Regions from separate parts of the Homo sapiens genome. Here region 2 is linked to region 1. A link is a loop called in an ENCODE intact Hi-C map of the cell type or tissue named here. Cell type or tissue: PC-3. All regions are shown on one strand. Links, peaks and the distances in the headings refer to the core of each region. The heading gives the core; the rest is flanking DNA.

Region 1 (7,355 bases), core at 3,013-5,512:
TTTTTTTGAGACAGGGATCTCAATTTGTCACCCAGGCTGGAATATAATGGCATGATCATAGCTTACTGCAGCCTTGACCTGTGGGCTCAAGCAATCCTCCCACCTCAATCTCCTGAGTAGCTGGGACCACAGGCACACCCACCAAACTTGGCTAATTTTTAAATTTTTTTTTGTAGGGGGGATGGAGTCTCAATCTGTCACCCAGACTGGGGTGCAATGGCACAATCTCTGCTCACTGCAACCTCTGACTCCTGGGTTCAAGCAATTCTCCTGTCTCAGCCTCCCGAGTAGCTGGGATTACAGGTGCCTACCACCATGCCTGGCTAATTTTTATATTTTTAGTGGAGACGGGGTTTCGCCATGTTGACCAGGCTGGTCTTGAACTCCTGACCACAGGTGATCTGCCTGCCTTCGCCTCCCAAAGTGCTGGCTGGTCTCAGACTTTTGGGCTCAAGTGATCCTCCCACCTTGGCCTCCCAAAGTGCTGGGATTACAGGTCTGAGCCACTATGCCTGGCCTAGTTTGTTTTTAAATCAATAACAGGTATCAAGAAGTTTGGACTGGCTGACCTTGGTGGTCTTACTGCTGCCACCTTTGCTCTGCCTCACACAGTATGTGGGTGTGTTGGGCCCTTCTCGCAAGCTCCTCTGTCATGTGATGGTTCCGTCTTCAGGGCTGTGGCAGGACCGCGCTGGTTCAGTTTGCTCTGTGTCAGCTGAGTAAAGGATGGGTGGAGTACACCAATTTTGTAACTTGTAACATTTGGTCTTGTGGTTTTGCAAGGAAGGGGTGATATATAATTAGTAAGGCAGGAGAGCAAAGGAAACAGGAAGGGGATCTGCAGTGCTCCTGTATCAAAGTAGATCTCCAAAGCAACAAGGGACAAAAGCAAGCACACTCCTCCCGCCCACCCGTTTTTACTTACTCTTATTTGATCAGAGAACTTTGCTTTCATAAACATCCTTGAATTAAGGCTGGAATTTTTTGGTAAAAATTCCTAACTGAATTTGGTTTAGAAGTATACAGAAAACCCAATGAATTAATTGAATAATCTCCCTTACCCCCTTCTTCAGACAATTCTCCTGTATTCTCTCAAGTAATAAAAGTACTAGAAAGATCAATTGTATTTATCATTAAATGGCTGGTGCTTATAATTTATTCCTTGAATCCAGTTAAACAGTGAGCTTTCCTGATAACCTAGGCATTGTTGTCCCCTACAGTAACCTGGGCCTGTTGGATGTGTAAACATTTTCCTTTGACCCAGGACTGTGTTGAAACTATTTGTTAATCACACAGCAGGATGATCAATACTTACACCAGCTGACGGGACACCTGGCATGACTACTCAGTGATCCAGTAAAACCACGCCAAGCTGGTTCCATAGAGTTTTCATTTTTGATGATAGGACTCGTAGCTCTCAGAATCAGAGAATGTTTAGAGGTGAAACTTACCACAAATGTGGGTCAGCATCTTTAGTTTGTTTCCGGTGTGTGGGGTGCAGTGGCGGACAGTGAGAGAGCCATGTGATGGGAGGAGGCTGCAGAGCTGGACTTTGAATAATGGGTAGGGTTCAGAAAAGTAGAAAATATTGTGAAATTTATTTTATTTTGTTTTTTTGAATGAAGCAACAAAAACAGAGATTTATTGAAAATGAAAGTACACTCCACAGTGTGAGAGTGGACCCGAGCATAGGGGCTCAAGGGCCAAAAATACTGTGAAATTTATTTTAATCAAAGTGGAACATAGATATAGTTTTAAAGATCCTATACAACACAAAATTTTACGTGCTTATAGCAGCAGTTTTCATAAGAACCCCAAAGTGGAAACAACCAGATGCCATCAGCTCATGAGTGGGTAAAGAAGATGAAGTCTGTCCCTACAAGGGAAGATTCTTTAGTCATAAAAAGGAATGAAGTTCTGACACATGCTGCAACATGGCTGAACATAGAAAACATTGTGCCAGGTGAAAGAAACCAGTCACACAAGGCCATGTATTAGGCAAATCTGTAGAGGCAGAAAGTAGATTAGTGGTTGTCAGGGGTTTGGGGATGCGGGAATGGGGGTGACTCCTATGGGGTATGGGGTTTTCTTTTGGGGATGATGAAAATGTTCTAGAATTAGATAGTGGTGGTGGTTGCATAACTTTGTGAACATGCTAAAATCACTGAATAGTATTCTCTAAAAATGTCCTGCCTCTCCCAGACAGTGCCTCCTCCCCGCAGATGTTGACCTCTAGATCCTTCAAGATTGGGACCGCAGTGCAGTATTTGAGTCTCCCCAGATCTCTTCCTAAATACCAGAGAATGCTGCTGAGAGTGTGCATTTTCTTAAAAGTCACTCCCCTCGTTAGTATACCTGTGCCACTATCTTCCCACCCCTCCCAGGGACTTTTTCTATTCTTACTCTACGAGCCTGGCATACTCTGGGCCTTCAGAGCCTGATCCTTAGCATGCCATGTAGTTTTTTCTTTTTTTTTTTTTTTTTTTTTTTTTGGCGCTGCCATTACCTGTGTCCTCCAATGAACTCTTGTGTTTTGAAGAGGGAGATACTTTGTTTTCTTGACCTTTGTAGGTCTAGCTCTTGGCTAACATAGTGCTTGGCACAGTTCAACAGACATCATTTAGAATGAACACATGGTAAAGAGTCAAATCTTTTTTTAATAAATCAGTGTACACTTTTATTATTATTATTTTTGAGACAGAGTCTGACTCTGTCACGAAGACTGGAGTGCAGTGGGGTGATGACAGCTCACTGCAGCCTTGACCTCCTGAGCCCAGATGGTCATCACCTGCCTCGCCCTCTGAAGTAGCTGAGACTACAGGCACGCACCACCACAGCCAGCTAATTTTTTAGTTTTCTGTAGAGACGGAGTCTGTTTATGTTGTCTAGGCTAGTCTTGAACTCCTGGGCTCAAGTGATCCTCTCACCTCGGCCTTCCAAAGTGCTGAGATTATAGGCACGAGCCATCACACCTGGCCTTTCAAATTATTACTCTGATGAGTAAATCAATATGTGAAGAGCAGCTAGAAAATGGGAGAGTCGGCATTCTAAAAGTGTTAGGCTCTTTCAGATGGAAAGTAAGAGAATCTCAGGTTACCATGTAGTGATACTTTTACCCTAGGAAGACAGAGGAAGTAGGAAACTCGGTCGCCGCACTGTCACTGTGGGTCTTGGAGCTCGGGTCTCCTTGTGGGAAAGTGGCCTTTGTAATAAAATCTTGCAGGTGTTGCGTAATTTCATTAGTCTACATGGTGAGGAATAGAGGAGGTTCAGAGAAGAATATACATGTATTTTGTATACCTCAGAATTTTAGAAAAGAGAATCCTGAATATTTTTTTGGAGGAGTTGAGGAAGAAGTAACTGAGGTTTAAATTTTATCTTTGCAGTGATGCCTGTTCTGACCGTCTTATTTAAAACTTAACAATACCTGACCCCACCCCCTGCCACATACTTCTCTTTTCCCCATAGCACCCATCACTTTCTAGCATGTTACTTATTATTTATTGTGTATATAGTTTTTTGCCTATGTCTGCCTGTATAGTAGAAGCCTATTATCACTATCCCTCAAATTAGCCAGTGTGTGTGGACAAAGGGCAAACCAATGTTGATATTAACAAAGCCCTTTCAGGAAATCAGTACTGGTGAATATACACATAGGAACTGGCACATGCGCTGGGTAGAACATGAATTGCCTCTCCTCTCCCTATATATGTTCAAAAGGTAATGAAATTTTTTTTTCTTTTTTTTGAGACAGAGTCTCGCTCTGTTGGCAGGCTGGAGTGCAGTAGCACAATGTCGGCTCACTGCAACCTCTGCCTCCTGGATTGAAGCAATTCTCTTGCCTCAGCCTCCCGAGTAGCTGGGACTACAAGTGTGTGCCACCATGCCTGGCTAATTTTTGTATTTTCAGTAGAGACGGGGTTTCACCATGTTGGCCAAGATGGTCTAGATCTCTTGACCTTGTGATCCACCCGCCTCGGCCTCCCAAAGCGCCGGGATTACAGGGGTGAGCCACTGCGCCCAGCCAGGTAATGGAATTTTTTGGTGCAATTTCTATGTCAATCTTTTAACAATCTTTTCATGTAGCCAGCAGAGGGCAGCACAGATGGAATTTATGACATTCAGTATTTTTGACTTTATTTTAAAGGGCGTTTAAAACTACTGTAGCAACCACTTCTAGGAGTAGTGTGAAGTTTATTTCAATTTCAGGTTTCTTCTTATTCTTTCTCGCTTGTAAATTGTGCTGTTTCTGCTTTGTCTTTATGGAGGAGGTTATTTCTGTTTACCTTATCATCATGAATATGTCAAATTAATACTTTCCAAAGTCTTTTTGACATGTTTCCAGATGCCTCCGAGGGCTGTGGTGAGGTTGGCGATGGTGGGTCCTGAAGGGGCACTGTTCTTTTGCCTCCAGAAAGTAGCAATTACTTGAACCAGAGTTCTTCGAGGTCTTCCCAATGCTCCCAGGCTCCACGGTGCACAGGAGACTGCAGTCCTGGCTCAAGGGTCCTCTCTGAGCATCTGACCAATGCTCTTGACCCCCTTCTCAGAAAGAAAAATCCCCAAAATGTACATACTCAAAACCACACAGTTTTTCAGTTTTGTGGCAAGTTATGGAACTGGTCATGGATTTTCTTGATAGAAACTAAATAAGATCAGTCTTTGTGATGCATACCTCTCTTATTTTTTTTCTTGCAAGAGTTACTGGTCCTTAGGCAAAAATTGAAGTAAATGCAAATTGTGTACATAAAACAAAGGATATGGTTTAGGTTTTCTTTTTTTTTTTTTTTTTGACATCTAATCGGTTTTGAGTTTTTCTTTTGATAACAAAAGTGCTAAAAAGTCTGTGTCATGAAGGTATGTACTAGCAAATGTGATCAGAAATCCCATAGCTTGCTTTGCTAGGTACAAGGTAAGCCTATGTCAAGGAATGGCAAGTTCTTTGAATTCTTGTTGACACATTACATATATCCTTTGCCATCAACTCTTTTTTCCCCCAAGGTCTAATAGATGCATTTATGTCAATACACAAAAATAGTATACCTCTATGTTTTTTAGGTAACCAAAGTAGAAGGAACCTTTGAAAGAATTGTGCAGTGTGTCCAGGTGTCTGGATTTCTGCCTGCAGAGGCTGGACAAGTCTTTGTTATGCTCCACCCCACCTTGCAGATGTTCTTCGGGACTTTGGAGGACACTTGCGTGATTGTATGCCCTAAGCTGTCTCCCATTTGGCAGCTTGTTAGGAAAGGTCTAAGCTGCAGAGAGAGGATACCAGGAAGCAAAATGATTTACCCCCAAATTCCAGAAAGGCTGCAGGGTACCCAGCACCTCTGAGAATGGAGATAAGGAAACGAGGGTGGTTTGAAAGTGTTCATTGTTGGCAGTTAAGATTTCCAGGTCTCCTCTCCATCTCCTGCAGCAAGGCAGTTTCTCTTGCACTTCTGGTAAACATGAAGGTTTAATTTCTGAAGAAGGCTGTGAAGATACAGAGAGCGAGTGAAAATCTATATTTATTTTAAAAAATACCAACCAAGAAGCAGCACCGAAAAAGCCCGTATATTTAACTGTGAGATTCCCATCCTTTCTTCCTCAGTGTAGCCCCCACAAATACTGGTGGTCAGTTTTACACTCCACACAGCCCAGGTAGGGGATTGGAGAATACTTCTTTGGGTAACTAGTCTAAGCAAAAATAAGCTACCGAGCCCCACATGTGGGGTCTCTACACATTACTGCCTTATCATATTACATTGCCACACATCAATCTATAGGCCATGCCTACCACACGGCTTTTAACCAGGTTATTAGTGTGTCACTCTTAAATGAGAAGAAGTAGACTATGCTTGCTAGAGACTTAAGGAAAATCTTCAGTGTTAGCAAGCAAAAGAGCAAATAGTTTAAGGAAACAGGTCATGGGACATGTAGAAGAAAGCCTTAAAAAGTATATACTTAAGAGTCTCAGATATTAAATGAATGAAACAAGAATAGGCTGCTATCAAAAAGGACTATGGGTTGAGTATTTCTTATCTGAAATGCTTGGAACCAGACAAGTTCTAGATTTCAGTATTTTTTTGGATTTTGGAGTACCTGCATTGTACTTGCCAGAGCATCCCTAACCTGAAAACTGGAAATCCAAAATGCTCCAGTGAGCATTTCCTTTGAGTGTCATGTTGGCACTCACAACGTTTAGGATTTGGGCATGTTTCAGGGATTTGAGATTTGGGATTTGTGTTAGGTAGACAGCTTCAGAGGCCATGACACGGGAGCGAAGCTGGAAAGTAAGACTGCTGGCTGGAGACCAGTGTGGAGTCTGGTGTACTGTGGACGAGAACAGAGAAGGAGGGGCTGGTGAGTGGACGGAGATGATGGGAGAATTCTCTACCATCCCACCGCCCAGAGATAATGATTGTTAATGTGTTTAGTATATATTCTTCCTGGCTTATTTCTTTTTTCATTTTTATAGTCTATGCATTTTTGTTACATGATTTTTTCATTTAACAGTATAACATAGACATCTTTCTGTCTCTACAAAAATAGTTACGCAACATTTTCCAATTACTTTTTTTAAGTGCCAAGGAATACTTTTAAGTAACTCACAGGACAAATGCCCACACTAAATAAATACAACAGAAGCTCTGACACCACCACACCACAGAAGCGTAGACATTAAAATACTACATTATGTCTGTCTAGTTGGCGTGTGTTTTAAATGATAATCCACACTGTGCATTTAGCTGTGGCTAGGCTAGCACTTTATTTTTTATTTTACTTATTTATTTATTTATTGAGATGGAGTCTTGCTCTGTCTCCCAGGCTGGAGTGCAGTGGCACCATCTCAGCTCACTGCAACCTCTGCCTCCCAGGTTCAAGTGATTCTCCTGCCTCAGCCTCCCGAGTAGCTGGGATTACAGGTGCGCCCACCACCACGCCCAGCTAACGTTTGTATTTTTAGTAGAGACAGGGTTTCACCATGTCGGCTAGGCTGGCCTCAAACTCCTGACTTCAAGTGATCCACCCACCTTGTCCTCCCAAAGTGCTGGAATTACAGGCGTGAGCCAGCACACCCGGCCTATTTATTTTTGAGACAGGGTCTCACTCTTGCCTAGGCTGGAGTGCAACAGCACAATCATAGCTCACTGTGGCTTCAACCTTGCAGATTCAAGCGATCTTCCTGTCTCAGCCTCCCAAGTAGCTGGGACCACAGACATGTGCCACCACGCCCAGCTAATTTTTACATTTTTTGTAGAGACAGGGTCCCACCTTCTCTCCCAGGCTAGTCTCAAACTCCTGGGCTCAGTCAGTCCTCTCACCTCAGCCTCCTAAAGGCCTGGGATTATAGGCATGAGCCACTGGCCCAG
Region 2 (7,355 bases), core at 2,480-4,979, 64 kb after region 1:
ACTTTGAAGTTCAACAATTCTTCAGTTTCTGCTTCCTTTTTTCCCCCTGTTAAATTCTAAACAATTAAAATAGAATGTGTTTTATGAAAATAATACCACTCGAAATATCCCATTTTCATAAAACCTGTTTTTCTCCATCTCTCTGCACACACACAAAATATCTTCACCTAATGTCAGCAATGATAATTTAGGAGTGATTGGATTTGGAGTATTTTTAAACCTTTCACCTGTATTCTTTTCTACAATATTTAGTTCTTTATAATAAGCAATTCGTATTTTTACAGCAACAGTGATTGTTCTTAAAGACAAATTTAAAAAGCCAAAGACGTTGGCCTCGGTTATTTCCCTCTTCACAGGGGAAGGGAGTGGTTATTGGGCACACACAAGTCATCACTGAGGGGTGCAGCCTGCCTGTTATTAGGCCTGCCAGAGTCCAGTGAAAGTTCTAGGCAGGGGCCTTTTTAATATTTGGGATTTTACATTGCTGCCCAGCAGCTTAACGTTTAGTTGTTTCCATCAGTGGTTCTCATTCTTCTTTCACTCCAGCACTGAGGGATAGCGTGAGCACCTGTCTGCGATGCTGGCTCACTCAAGCCAATTCTCAAGTGGCAGGATGAGTGTGCTGAGAAGAGCGAGGAGGGCCACGCTCTGCAGGATGGAGCAGGAAAGAGGGGGGGCCAGGAAGGATACCAGAATCCCCAGTGGGTTCTCCCGGTGACCAGGAGGGTCTTCTTATAACCTGGTCCCCACTCCCAGGCTGAAGAGCATGGGTGTAAATCATCTTGGTTTAAAATCATATTCCATCAAGAATGTGCATCATGCATATGTAACCTGGATGCCGCAGGCCTCACCAGTCAAAGAGTATACATTATGTCACATACTTATTGAGGTCCAAAGTGTGATTACTCTTAGACCACCCACCTGCTCGCCTGGTGATGCCTCAACCCAGTTAACCCAGCGGAATCCTCAAAAGGTGCAGGCACCAATTAAACCCTAGAAGTGAGAATGGGGAGGGTAAAAACCAGAAGCAGAATTGGCTGAGAACTGTTTAGGAAACAGACCAGCTGTTGCCCTCACCTCATGCCCCTGAGGGCCTGTCCCCACCACCCAGGCAGAAGTCTGAGTGCTCGCTCACAGGAGAGACTGACCAAGCATTTCTGGATGAGGGACTCTAGGCCCAGTTGAAGGTGGGGGCATTTTCCCCAGACAGGAGTGTGGGGTAAATGCAGCCTTCTCGAATGCTGAGGACTTCTCCCACCCCCAGCTTCTCCTCACTCAGCTCTCAGAACCACAGGTAGCCAGGTCTGTAGCTTGCAGACAGAGTGGGAAACTTCTCTGCCCAAGAAGAGATGCGTGAGGTTATTTAGTCAGATTCCCCAGCAGACAGCCTAGTGAGAGGGCCCTTGTAGATGGTCACAGTGCACAGGCTTCAGGTCCCAGTCAGCTCTTAGTCTTCCACTCTTCAAATGGGACAACCAAGGAGTCCCAGATACCTGAGGAATTCCTGCCGGCTGAGAGCAGGTAGAGACCAAAGCAGCCGAACAGCCAAAGAGCAACTTGGATGAGAGAGAGGGAGGGGTCCAGGAAGAAGAAGGGTCCACCACCAGCTGTGAAGAGACTCAGCCGTCTCAGGTGACATCACAGCTGCGAAACAAGAACAGGATCCTGTATGAAGCCACGGAACAAAAATAATAAAAAAAAATCCTCCTGGAAATTCAAAGCATGGTAGAAGTGAAAACTCAATGGAAAAGTTGGAAGAAAAGCATTAAGAAAATCTCCCAGAAAGAATAAAAAGGCAGAGGGAAAATAATAAAGGAAAGACTTTTATTTTCCAAAGAAGAACTAGTCCAGGAGGTCTAGCATGTTCCAGAGAAGCTGAGAAAACAAAGAGGGGGTAACCCTTGACAAAATAATTTTTTTAAACCTCCCCCAAACGATGGATGTGTTTCCAGGTTGGAAGGCTTACTGAATACCCTGCATGATGACTGAAAATGAATGCACGCCAAGGCTGCCTCCTTAGGGGGCCTCAGAACACTGAGGACACAGAGGACGGCAGTCGTGTGCAAAGCACCAGCAACCAGAACAGCTTTGTGTAGGGTGATATTGAATGCTGAAGGCAGGAATGCTGGGCTTCCCAGTCTTGGAGGAGGGTCACGTCCAGCCTAGACTGTTAGGCACAGCCAGATAGCAGCCAGGTGTGAGGGTCCAATAGAAACATTCTTAGCCAAGTGAGATTTCAGAAATGTTACCACCCACACACCCTTTCTCAGGATGCTGGTGGAGGACAAAGGCCTTGGCTGTAGGAAACCAGAGATCTTGAAACCTCTTGTTTCAAGAGAGGAGGGAAGAGTGCTCTGGAATGGAGAGTGCTGAGGTTAAGGATGAAGCAGTTTACCGAGTATCAAGGCAACCAGTCCAGACTGGAACAGGTTTCAGAGGCTCCAGGAAGGATTACTTCAAGAAATGAAAATTAATAGGATGCCTGATACAAATTAGCATTAGCAAGGAGATTTTGATAAGAGGTTAACCATTTGCAATTGGTTTTGGTGGTAAGGTCACAGAAATATAAATCAAAGGAACAACCCACTTCTCCACCCTCCATAATTTTGGTTCCAGTGGGGAAGGAAGCTTTTCAGGAAGGAAAAAATTAGGAAGTTCACTATATGGCACAGGTCGGAAGAGAAACGTGGTGTTAATGAAGACACTGTGTATAGCCCTACCTCAGATGACCAGATAGTTATTTTAGGAGGACGGGGAATATGAATATGCCCGGGTAAGAGGAGCTCAGTCCTCTTCTGTAGATAACATCTAAAATCAAGCAGTCAAAAGGCAGTTCTAATATGGTATTTTGGAGATGTGTGAGATACAGAGGTAAAGACCAAGCAGGTTGGCTTGAAGAAGTTGGAAATAGTTGCTAGCCAGGATGGGGAAATGGCTGAAAGACTCTTTTTCGCTTTTAGAGAACTCATAGAACTGGTTGGTTTTTTTTTTTTTTTTTTGAGACAGAGTCTTGCTCTGTCACCCAGGCTGGAGTGCAGTGGCGCTATCTGGGCCCACTGCAGGCTCCGTCTCCTGGGTTCACACCATTCTCCTGGCCAAATATAAAGACTTTAACAGTGCTAGGACTTGGCCATGGGTTGGCTGGATATCAGGGGACTGTGAAACTGCCGTCAGGCGTGTGCTGGAAGTGTCTGCGGTGCCGTGCCCTCTGTAGATGAGATGGGACTAGTTGGCGGGTGCAGCTCTGTTCTGGACAGGAGTCAAGGTGCCTTTGGAAATCCAGGTGGAGTTGTCAGGATGGCAGTGTCTCTGAGGATTGTACTGTCTGGCGGTGGGGCGATGGACAGAGGCAGTGAGTGGTTAATGGTCAGACCCACAGCTGCAGTCCCAGGCATCGGGGCGCTAGGGTGAAACTAGGAAAGGCTTCCTGGAGTTGTTGCCCCAGAACTGAGGCTTCAGAGGTGAGTGGGAGAGCCAGGCAAAGGGAAGAGGGAAAGGGGCCCGCACACTCCCTGCTTGAGGACCGTGCCCGGGTCACTGCCGGCCACACTCTCACGGTGTCTGTTGAATCTTCTGGTCTTTCTACTCGCGGAGGACTTAGCAGTTATATTGACAATCCTCAGACATTTTTGGTGTTATTCTTGTTTAGAATGTAAGGAGTTCCCTCAGGCTGATTTATGAACTTCATGTCCTGGGAGAAAGCAGGAAAGTTCGGCTGAGTCACCGGCGAGGAATCTGACAGTGTGTGTCCTTAAACTGTGATCTTAAACTTCCTCTCTTCAACTGTTCTGTAGGATAAGGAGCCCCGTGGAATCATCCCTTTAGAGAATCTGAGTATCCGGGAAGTGGAGGACTCCAAAAAACCAGTGAGTATTTTTGCTGAGATATTTTGAGGGGAGAAAGGGGATGGGCATTTCAAAGATTTTTTTTAAAAAACTCAAAACCAAAAAACTGAAAAGCGTGATCAGGCTTTTATTTAGTCTAATTTTTTATTATATTGTTCAAGCCAAAGATGAGACTCGAAATCACTTCTTCCTGTGCCGTCTGTCTGCTTTATCGTTTCACTTAGTGAATGTCACATGGGGTGTAGAAGTTGCCCCTCCTGCAATGGCAGCGGCAAGCACGCAGGAGTGGGCTATGTAGTTTATACCCTTGGGACACCTCCCGTTTAGTTTTCCTTTGTTTTGGGCTGTCAGGATGTTACTGGCTTGAAGTTAAAGTCGTGAGTCACCTGCAGTTCTCTCCGCATTTTACGTACATTGCAAGTGGGGCCAGCTTATATCAGGCCGGTGTGTTTGCAAACGAGACTGACTTCTATACAATTTACAGTCTCTAGAATTCCGCTTCTAGGCTTCACTTTTCCACAGGAAAATATGTATTCCTTGTATTTTGTGAAGGTCAGAAGAAAGGGGTTTTGGGGAAAGAAATCAGCATGTTTCTCAGTTAACAGCTTCCTTTGCTCCACTCTCTCCCTCTCTGTTTTGATTCTCAGAACTGCTTTGAGCTTTATATCCCCGACAATAAAGACCAAGTTATCAAGGCCTGCAAGACCGAGGCTGACGGGCGGGTGGTGGAGGGGAACCACACTGTTTACCGGATCTCAGCTCCGACGCCCGAGGAGAAGGAGGAGTGGATTAAGTGCATTAAGTAAGTGACTGCTGAGAAAGGGCAGTGCGCGCCTGGTGCAGCCCTCACCTCACCAGGTGTTGATCATCTTAGTGGTTAAACATGCCGCCCGCATCTCTTCTGTGCTCCAAGTTCTTAGGGAAGCTTCGTCCTGGTTCCCAGCTGACGGCTTCCCAGGAGGCCTTTGGATTCTTGGCTATTATAGCATATGTAAGAGAGCACGTCCCATCTGGGTTCCCCACGTGTCCTCATAGACCCAAAATAGGAAGAGGCGAGTGAGCTACCCACACAGATGCCATCTGCTCAACTGGTCTTTCTGTGTCTGACGAAGCCGCTCTCATTCTCATAGTGACAGCTCAGAGGAGATAGTAGTCATGTTCTGTAATTTGTGAATCCTGTGAGACACCATTTTCCTAGCTACAGATGAGGAAACTGAGGCCCATAGAGGTTAAGAAATTTGCTGGAAGTCACATACCGTGATCCAAGGTCCGGGAGGAGGGAGAAGCTTCCTCAGGGTTCCACAGCTAAGAAGTGGAGCTCCCAAGTCCAGGCCTCTGACTCCTACCTCTCGGCTCTGTTGGCTCCACTGGGCCACGCCATGTAAGGTCTATCACGGGGCTGGAAATTTCCTCATGTGACAAGTATCTGGAAACATGGCTTTCTAAAGTCAGTTGGCTTCTCTTGCTTAATGTTCTTCCCTGGGACTTGGTCTGCCTGGCTCTCCCTCCAGTCCCTGTGCGAGGGTCAGCAGTGAGCATTCTGACTTTGCCTTCTCTCAGTGATGCTTTCTCCTCCCTCCAGTCCCTGTGCGAGGGTCAGCAGTGAGCATTCTGACTTTGCCTTCTCTCAGTGATCCTTTCTCCTAAGAGCACAGCCTTGCCCTCTCCCTCCTGGTGCTTCATCCATGAGAGTTCACCTAGCTGTTTTCCTGAGAAAGACTCCTCAGCTGCCTGTGTGACTTCACCTGGAAGACAGGGAGAATGTGCCCACAGGTGACTGCGAAGGTCCCTGTAAGTCCTCTGTGTACTGTGTGACGGGCTTTCTCCCACCCAGGCTACAGCCCCGTTCCCGAGGGTGTGCAATATCCTCTAGCCTTTGTTTTATCTTTTGGTATTTCTACTCAGACCAGTGTAGGTTTTGGCCCAAGCTAAATACCTTAAAACTGACTGAAGATGGAGATGATGTGATGATGGAGGGAAAGGAATAGATGATTTATCCTCTCAAAAGTAATCTGAAAATTCATGCAATGAAAACAGACAGGAACCAGCTGGAGAGAGGATGGATTTGGCGCCAGGTCACGCTGCGCTGAGACTCCTCGCTCTGTCTCTCTGAGCGCAGTGCCTGGTAGGTGGGTAACCTACCTCTTCTGTGTGATAGAGGTCATTTCTGCCTCATGGGGCTCTTTTGAGGATTAAATGAGATTGTGTAGTGGGCATGGGGTTTGGCAGCTTCCCTGGCATGACAGCCATCATGGGAAGTGTGGCCCTGAGCGGGGGCCAGCCCACCCTCCATTGAGCAGACGCGGTGCCACGGTGTTTTCAGAGTCCCCTACCAGTAATGGCACCAGCCCTGTGTTCTGGGGAAGAAAACAGCAGTGTTGTGGGGGACCGGTATCCTTTTTTTTAACATACTGAAAAAAAAATTTATTGAATCATTATGAAATGTATTTTTTATATAAGATTTGAAGTAAGGGTTTAAGTTTGTTCTCATGAATGAATAGCTGATGGTCCGGACACCATTTATGGATTCATTGGCATCGCCCCCACTGACTTCATATGCTCTCCTTAGAGTGTACCCAGCTCCCCCACCACGCTTCATGCACCTGTTGCTCCACCGCGCCTCCCAGCGTGAGCGCCGCCCGCCCCTCCCCCTGTGGCATCGTGGTGTCCTTTGACTGTGCTGGCTGGCGAGTTCCCTGTCCTCCCTCACTGGTCTTTCAAAACAGTTTTGGCTGGTTTTGTACATGTGTCTTTCATATGGTTTTTACTTCTATAGTCAGAAAAACTAAGCATTTTTCAAAGTCACATTTAGAATCATTCAATCCTTTCATGAGCGTGAGTGCCAAGTTCTCCTGTGGGCTTGCTGGACTCCTCTGCTCTGTCCCGGAGCGGGCTGGCCTCAGCCTCGGGATCTGCAGACACCCCCTTTGGCACTCTGCAGGCACACTGTCCTCAAACCTTCTTGCACCCAGTGCGAGGTGGGACCATTAGGATTATCCCCATTTCACAGATGAGGGACACTGAGGCACAGCAAAGTTGAGTAAGTTGTCCAAAACCCCACAGAGGTGGAGCTGGTCCTCAAACCTGAGCAGTGTGACTCATGCAGCTGCACTGGTAACCACCGTGCAGCCTCAGCTGTCCTTGGCCCTAGATACTCCTCCCAGTGGAAACATTGGTGACAACAGGAGCAGGAAGATGATCTGGCTGGTGGATGCCTCCTCCCCAGTATTGCCAGAAAGGCTTTCGAGGTCAAGTTCAGGACGTGTTTTCCTCTCACGAAGTGCTTTTCCTGGAGTTCCCAGCACCCTCAGTTCTAGTGCCCCTGCGTGTGGGTGGTCCCAGCATTCGGTTCTGTAGAATCAGGTGTGTTCTCTAATGCTGGGACTTTCTTCACGCTGTACCCAGAGGTACAGCAGTAGAACTGCGTGTCAGCGGTAACAGCGGCTGCCATCGAGTGTGTCGGCTAGGCGCTGAGATGTGCTCTTTGAATATGGGATCTCTTTTTGACTC

The links. A loop is a pair of places that touch in the nucleus more often than their neighbours do. Peaks named below come from ENCODE experiments on the same cell type or tissue, not always from the same donor. Only the 100,000 strongest peaks of a DNase experiment are listed, where the experiment ranks them.
Region 2: a loop joins it to region 1, with 6 times the contacts of the local background. A loop is called at or near these places in 3 of 110 quality-filtered maps.

The regions. Positions count from the first base shown.
Region 1 is chr17:78,742,283-78,749,637 of GRCh38, reverse strand. The region is part of intron 1 of CYTH1 (cytohesin 1); the gene reads left to right. Among named protein-coding and RNA genes, the nearest start is that of CYTH1, 36 kb to the left of the region's middle. RefSeq lists enhancers at 535-604, 665-724. In PC-3, for the core only: CTCF peaks have their summits at 3,901 and 4,105 (motif pointing right); no DNase peak of the experiment used is centred there.
Region 2 is chr17:78,677,482-78,684,836 of GRCh38, reverse strand. It overlaps CYTH1 (cytohesin 1), which reads left to right. Exons shown (of 14, transcript NM_004762.6): 12 at 3,795-3,866; 13 at 4,493-4,647. Among named protein-coding and RNA genes, the nearest start is that of SCAT1, 49 kb to the right of the region's middle. In PC-3, for the core only: no CTCF peak of the experiment used is centred there; DNase peaks (open chromatin) are centred at 3,716 and 4,226; H3K4me3 peaks cover 1,363 bases; H3K27ac peaks cover 1,993 bases.